Regions from separate parts of the Homo sapiens genome. Here region 1 is linked to region 2. Evidence: chromatin contacts called from ENCODE Hi-C data. All regions are on one chromosome and are shown on one strand. Each heading gives the region's core, a stretch centred on a gene start or an enhancer-like site at or near the end of the contact. The rest is flanking DNA. Distances are from core to core; before and after follow the strand shown.

The links. A loop is a pair of places that touch in the nucleus more often than their neighbours do. Pooled maps may share reads with other maps.
Region 1: a loop to region 2 is called in a pooled map, with 3 times the contacts of the local background. The contact joins the promoter of HOPX here to the promoter of ARL9 in region 2. A Hi-C loop is called at or near these places in 1 of 50 pooled maps.

Annotation. Positions count from the first base shown.
Region 1 is chr4:56,679,889-56,683,093 of GRCh38, forward strand. HOPX (HOP homeobox) reads right to left here and starts at 1,408. Exons shown (of 4, transcript NM_032495.6): 1 at 1,367-1,408. RefSeq lists a silencer at 1,406-1,455.
Region 2 is chr4:56,504,469-56,507,997 of GRCh38, forward strand. ARL9 (ARF like GTPase 9) reads left to right here and starts at 1,323. Exons shown (of 4, transcript NM_001363794.2): 1 at 1,323-1,673. The coding sequence starts at 1,395.

The DNA.
Region 1 (3,205 bases), core at 158-2,657, 180 kb after region 2:
TTTAGATTTCAAGCTCTTTGAGAACAAGATCCATTTTTTCTTTTCTCTTCCTCTTGGCCTTCAACTTATCTTTTCTCAGATATAGCCCTTAATCATTATTTGCTTGATTGACATAAGACCTTCATGAACTTAAAACCAAGCTTCAGTTTGGTGGCTAAGAAGTGCCTGCCACGTTGAAGGTTTTTAACTCGCCACCACTTCTGGAGAGGTTCCTCAGTCGGCAGCTTCAGCCCAGTTAAAAAAAAATAATAATAAGCATATGAGCTTCATTTAGGTCCGTGGACTTCTAGGAGTCCAGAAAGTGAGAGTCAAGGTGTGGGTTGGGGTGTGGGGTGGAAGGGGAGGCTCAGGAAGCGAGGAATGAATACCTGAGAAAGGTCCTTGGCTTTCACCAGATTCTTGATACAAAGGGATAGACTATGGAATTAATGCCCTGCTCTATTCCTATCTGCTTTTCATGAATCTGTTGTTTAATTATAAATCCTTTACTATCTGCTCCTCCCTTCTCCTCCCTTCCCACCTCCCCAGCACCTTCGTTTTGTTCTCTGCCTGCCCTGGTTATACTTAACCTTACTTAACTAAACACACTACAGGGCCCTGTCCAGTAGCAGTGCCACTTCATGGGAACTGTTTGCATTCCTTTTCTCTTTAAGAGCTTCTTATCTGAACTATGTGATAGATTGTACCTTTTTATTCAATGATTCTTATTCCACTTTACTTAACAGTTTACCCTGAATACTTGGATGCCACTCACATATCACAAACCTATACTTTCTCTAAACCCCAGAGCCTGGGATTCCTTTTCATCTCAAAAAAAAAAAATCACTGTTTTTGTTGTTATAAATAAGTATTATGAGAACCAGAAGTAACAATAAACTGCAAATTCAAAATCAAGCCACTTCTCCATCCAGAGACAGCTCCCTCACTTCCCCTTGTCAAACACAAAACATATTTTAAAACGATATTATGTCTGATTTTAGATAAAAGTCTGGGATGTAGAATAACAATAATCTGCTTCTAAATGAGAAAATCATAGGCATCTGACAAATGCTGGTTTCAAAGTTATCTTTCCAAAATAGAAGCGAGTAAGAAAAACATCTCACCTGCTTGGCCAAAAGACCAACACCAACTCCCCTTCCTCCAAATTCCCCTCGACCCCATGCAGTTTTGTTTGTAAGGGACTGATGTCTTACACCCAGCAGCATTTCCTAGCTTCTGCTTGGGGGTAAGCTTGTCATTCCTATTCTCCCTTTCACCTCTACCGTTTTCCAACAGATGAGCAAATACGGTAACGATAGCATTTTGGTCTAGTTCCTGCACAAACTCATTCCTCTGCATAAAAGGCAGACCTTTGAAAGGTACTTACGTGGAAGAGGCAAAGGCAAGCGCAAGCCCTGGGTTTGGAAGCTGTGTTTGCTGATGCCAGCCTGCTTAAATAGCTGGGCTGGCTGACGCAGGCTGCTGATAGCACGTTTATTTACGCCTATGAGCACACACTCGAGCAAGGACCTGAAAAACCTGCAGCGTGGGCAGGAGGTAAACCACTGAAAGTATGCCGAGGTTACGTCTCTCCTGGTTATTCAGGTTTGATGTTCAGGCTGGGACTTCTGAGAGTCTCATGGAACTTTCTCGTCACTATCTTCTCGTCCCTGACCTCTCTCCTAGCCAAGCAAGCTTCTTCACCAAGATAGGATAAGAGAGATGTGGCTGAGAGAAGACGGGGAAGAGAAAAGGGACCCTGAGTCTTCTCATCCACTTCCTTACTTTGAGCGAGTTTCCAGTTAGATGTTGCCTCATTTCAAAGCGTAGATCTGGTGCGGTTGATTTCACAGCTCTGAGAGCTGGATGCCAAGCTAAGAGCCTGGACAATTGCCCAATTAATGAAAGGTTGTTTTCTTTTGGGCACAGAATGTACACATAAAGAACAGTTAAAAGGGAGAGATTCGGGCTAGGATGATACAGTTTTAGGTCTCCCTCAAAAACGATTCTCATTTATTTCCCCTGCATCTGTACTTTCCTCTTACCATCCCCTCCCCTTCGTTAATGAAATTCCTGTCTAAGAGGTGAAAGATTCCCCATGGGCTTGCGAATAAAAAGCCAGTGTGTGAGCAAGTCTGTGGGAAGATGCATGCAGAGTGTGACAGAGAGTTTAGGGGCTCGTGTGACAATCCGTGGAAATGTTTCTAAAGGCGAGGGTATGTGTGTGGGTGTGAGGACCCGGCTGTTGGATGTTTACGTATTTTATTAGCTAGATACGGGAGCTAATACTCAATTGCAGTGCACTAAACATTATTAGGTGGGTATGATTTTGAGGGAATGAGGGAAGGGAGACAAGGTCTGGTGAGATCATCTGTGGGATTATCTGTGTGTATTTGCTGGTTTGTAGCACAAACCGGTAAGTGCCATCCAGAGAGCCACACCCTATATTATTCACTTCAGCAGAGAAAGAGAAAGCCCACTTGAGTCTCTTGGGAACAGTAGCCATATGTGAAAGAAGAGCAGCGCTCATTCAGAATACCTCTTTCCCTCTTGGAAAAGGGGGTGACGGTTATAAAACATGTGTGGGAAAGAGTAGAGACAGGGGGCCCAGGTTAACCCAACCTTGGTTACCAGAGGAATTCTTTTGTTTCCTGCCTAATTCAATGCCTAACTTCTGACCATTCTATGGCCAAATCTGGATTCTTGCTGCCACGATTTTTTGAATGGGCAGGGTCTATGTCTTGTTTATCATTTGATACCCACAGCATTATTATTATTATTGTTGTTGCACAAATTATTACTATGACAGCACAAATTATTATGATGATGACAATGGTGATGATCCATAATCTAGTAAGACTGACTGTGTGTCAGGCTCCATGTAAGGACTGTACAGAGAGTTTGTCTGCTTATTTAATATGTAATACAATAACCCTATGAGGTTGTATTGTTTTTTGTTTTTCACTCAGGCTGGAGTGCAGTGACACGATCTTGGCTCACTGCAGCCTTGACCTCCCGGGCTGAGGTGATTCTCCCACCTCAGCCTCCCAAGTAGCTGGGACCACAGGCACACACCACCAGAAGTGGCTAATTTTTTGTAAAGACAGTATTACACCATGTTGCCCAGGCTGGTCTCAAACTCCTGGGCTCAAGGGATCCTCCTGCCTCAGCCTCCCAAAGTGCTGGGATTACAGCCGTGAGCCACCATGCCCGGCTGAGTTAGTTT
Region 2 (3,529 bases), core at 73-2,572:
AAAATACAAAAATTAGCTGGGCATGGTGGCACATGCCTGTAATCCCAGCTACTCGGGAGGCTGAGGCAGGAGAATTGCTTGAACCCGGGAGGTGGAAGTTGTAGTGAGCCGAGATTGTGTCACTGCACTCCAGCCTGGCCGACAGAGCGAGACTGTCTCAAAAAATATATAATTGTGCTAAACTGAAATATACTAAAGAGTTCAGTTTAGCAAGATAAAAGGAACCCTCCAGATATTTCTTAGCCAGTTTGAGAAACAATACCACCTTTGAAAAGCCCTTCGTGTGCCTTATTTACCATTTATTAGATAATTAGAAGTGACTAGACTATTTGGTTTTGGTTTTAATACTGAGCATTACTAGCAGCTGTGATCCTGGCAGGCTATCTCCGAATAATTTTTTTTAAAGTGAAATACAGGCCGGGCACGGCGGCTTATGCCTATAATCCCAGCACTTTGGGAGGCAGAGGCGGGGAGGATCACTTGAGGTCAGGAGTTTGAAACCAGTCTGGCCAACATGGTGAAACCCCGTCGCTACTAAAAATACAAAAATTAGCCGGGCGTGGTGGCCCACGCCTGTAATCCCAGCTACTTGGGAGTCTGAGGCAGGAGAATCGCTTGAATCCGGGAGGCGGAGGTTGCTGTGAGCTGAGATCGCACCACTGCACTCCAGCCTGGGTGACAGAGACTCCGTCTCAAAAACAAAACAGGAACTTAAAACAATGGAACCCATTCACGTTCTTCTATTTGTCTTTAATAATCCTGGGTAATAGTCAACTAATAATCCTGGGTAGTAGTCTGGAGACACTCCTAGCGGAGTTTACTCGGGAGAGGGCGGAGAAATACATGACATGAGCAGTACAGGCTCATGGTTGGGAGCTGAGGGAAGGCTGAGAATCCTCCCGGAACCTCTGGATTCTGACGCCCCAGGGGTTCTTCACACAGGCTGGCCGGTCTCGGGATTGAAGCCGGAGACGTCAGACGCTAAGGTTGCTTAGACTGCGGCCCACGTGGAAGGCTCTTAGCCACCCTGCCTGGCCCGAGGTAATCGCGCTAGGGACGCTTTTTCTGCAGCAATGATATACCCCGCCGAACTGTCCCACGTCCTGGTTGGGACCTCTTGGTTTCGCTTGGCTGGGCTCAATCCATCCGTACGCCTCCGCCCTTCCCTCTTTGCGAACCCCTGCGGGTTCAGCGAATCGGCTGCAAGAAGCCCTGCATCCGCGAGGTAAGCGGCGGTTGGCGGCGGTGCCGGGGTTGGCAGCGCCCGCGGGTTGTCTACGCCGCGGGGCCTACGTCTCTGTCGGGCGTGCACCTCGGGAGCCACACCTGGGGCCCAGAGCCACCGCTCAGCACGCGGGCACGCGGCGGGAGGGAAGGAAACCGCGGCGCTGGGGATGGAGAGGGGGAAAGTGAAGAAGAAAGAGAAGGAAAAGGAGACGCAGGAGGAGAAAATCGGAGAAAAGGGTAGGGAAGAGAAAGTGAAAAGAAAGGAGGTGGAGCAGAAAATTAAACAAAAGCAAGAGAAGCAGGAGAGGAGAAAGGGAAAAGAGAAAGAGGAAAAGAGGACAAAGCAAGGGAAGGAGACAAACAAAGAGAAGGAACAATTTAAGGGACAAGAAGAGAAAGGGGAGAACAAGGACAGCACCTTGACAAGGACCCCGCTCGAGCCGCTGGTAAGAGACCCAGTGCCCAGGACCCCTTGCCCCAAGGCTTTTGTCGGCCGTTCAGACCCCAGCGCTGTCTCTGTTACGTCGGAGGCCCCCGACCGCGTGGGAGCGAATGGATCTCAACTGAGGGCTATTTACCTATGGATGAAAGAGATGCGCCAAACTTTGAACGACCCATCCCCTTTTCCCGGGCCCCCTGCCCACCCTAGCCCTTATCGCTACCCCTGTGTCTTAACCTCAGTCGGGTCTGTTGTTGAGGGACAAGAGATCTCGGTCTTCATGGGGACATGGGGAACGGCCCCTCTACTGCCCTTAGATCTGTCCAGCGCGCAACACTAGCGCACAGACCACCTGACCACATTTAGAAACCAGCCCCGAACCCTCCCCACACGCAGGCCCTCTTTGCATTGAATGCGTTCTTTGTCAGAAGGGGCAGGGTTCCTGAACGCAGGAGGTGTTTGGGGACGCTGCAGTTGTTTTCAGACCACCAGTACCATGAATGGATGGCGGAAAAGTTTTAACTGACAGGTCTTAGAAACTTGGCATTATTTGGGTCAGCTGAATGGTCTCTGTGCTCCTGGAGTTCCTGAGCTGGCTCCTTGGCTTAGAGCTGCGCTCTGGTTCTAAACAATTATGAATGATTAACACAGTTGTGTGTGTGTGTGTGTGTGTGTGTGTGTGTGTGTGTGTGTGTGTGTTCTTTTTTGAGACAGGGTCTTACTCTGCCTCTCAGGCTGGAGGGATCCTCCCACCTCAGCCTGGCACCGCCCCCATCTCCCAACCTCAGTGACTGGCACTACAGGCACACGCCACCATGTCCAGCTAATTTTTGTATTTTTGTGCAGAGCTGGAGTTTCGCCATGTAGCTCAGGCTGATCTCAAACTCCTGGGCTCCAGCAATCCGCCCGCCTCAGCCTCCCAAAGCGCTGGGATTACAGGCGTGAGCCACCACGGATTAACAGAGATTTGATCTCTGGTAAAACACAGACTACATAGACTCATATTTGGCTAAAGGAATAACTTTTGACAAAAACGGTGTTCAGAATCACATTTTGTGTCTGAACTGTTTTACAAATTCAGCTTTCCTTAGGAGAAGGTAAATGTGAGGAAGCCTGAATGCAGAATTTCTAGGTAGGATGGGCGTAGGGACAGCAACGTGGTTGGAAAGGGAACTGATATTTTTGTTTTTGTTTTTTTGAGACAGAGTCTGGCTCTGTCGCCCAGGCTTGAGTACAGTGGCGTGATCTCGGCTCACTGCAACCTCCACCTCCCAGGCTCAAGTCATCCTCCCACCTCAGCCTCCCAAGTAGCTGGGATTACAGGTGCACACCGCCGTGCCTAGCTAATTTCTGTATTTTTGGTAGAGATGGGGTTTCGCCATGTTGCCCAGGCTGGTCTTCAACTCCTGAGCTCAAGCGATCCACCCGCGTTGGCCTCCCAAAGTGCTGGGATTACAGGCATGAGCCACTGTGCCCGGCCTGGGAACTGCTTTTAATTCACACTATTTTATAGGGCCTAAGATGACATTAGTCTAGGTACCACTAAGAAAGAAAAAAAAGCCGGCGCAGTGGCTCACACCTGTAATCCCGGCACTTTGGGAGGCCAAGGTGGGTGGATCACCTGAGGTCAGGAGTTCCAGAACAGCCTAGCCAACATGGCAAAACCCCATCTCTACTAAAAATACAAAAAAAGTAGCTGGGCATGGTGGCATGTGCCTGTAATCCCAGCTACTCGGGAGGCTGAGGCAGGAAAATCGCGTGAACCTGGGAGGCAGAGGTTGTAGTGAGCCAAGATCGTGCCACTGCACTCCACAGAGAGAGATTCTGTATCAAAAAAAAAAAAAAAAAATTCTCCCAATCAAA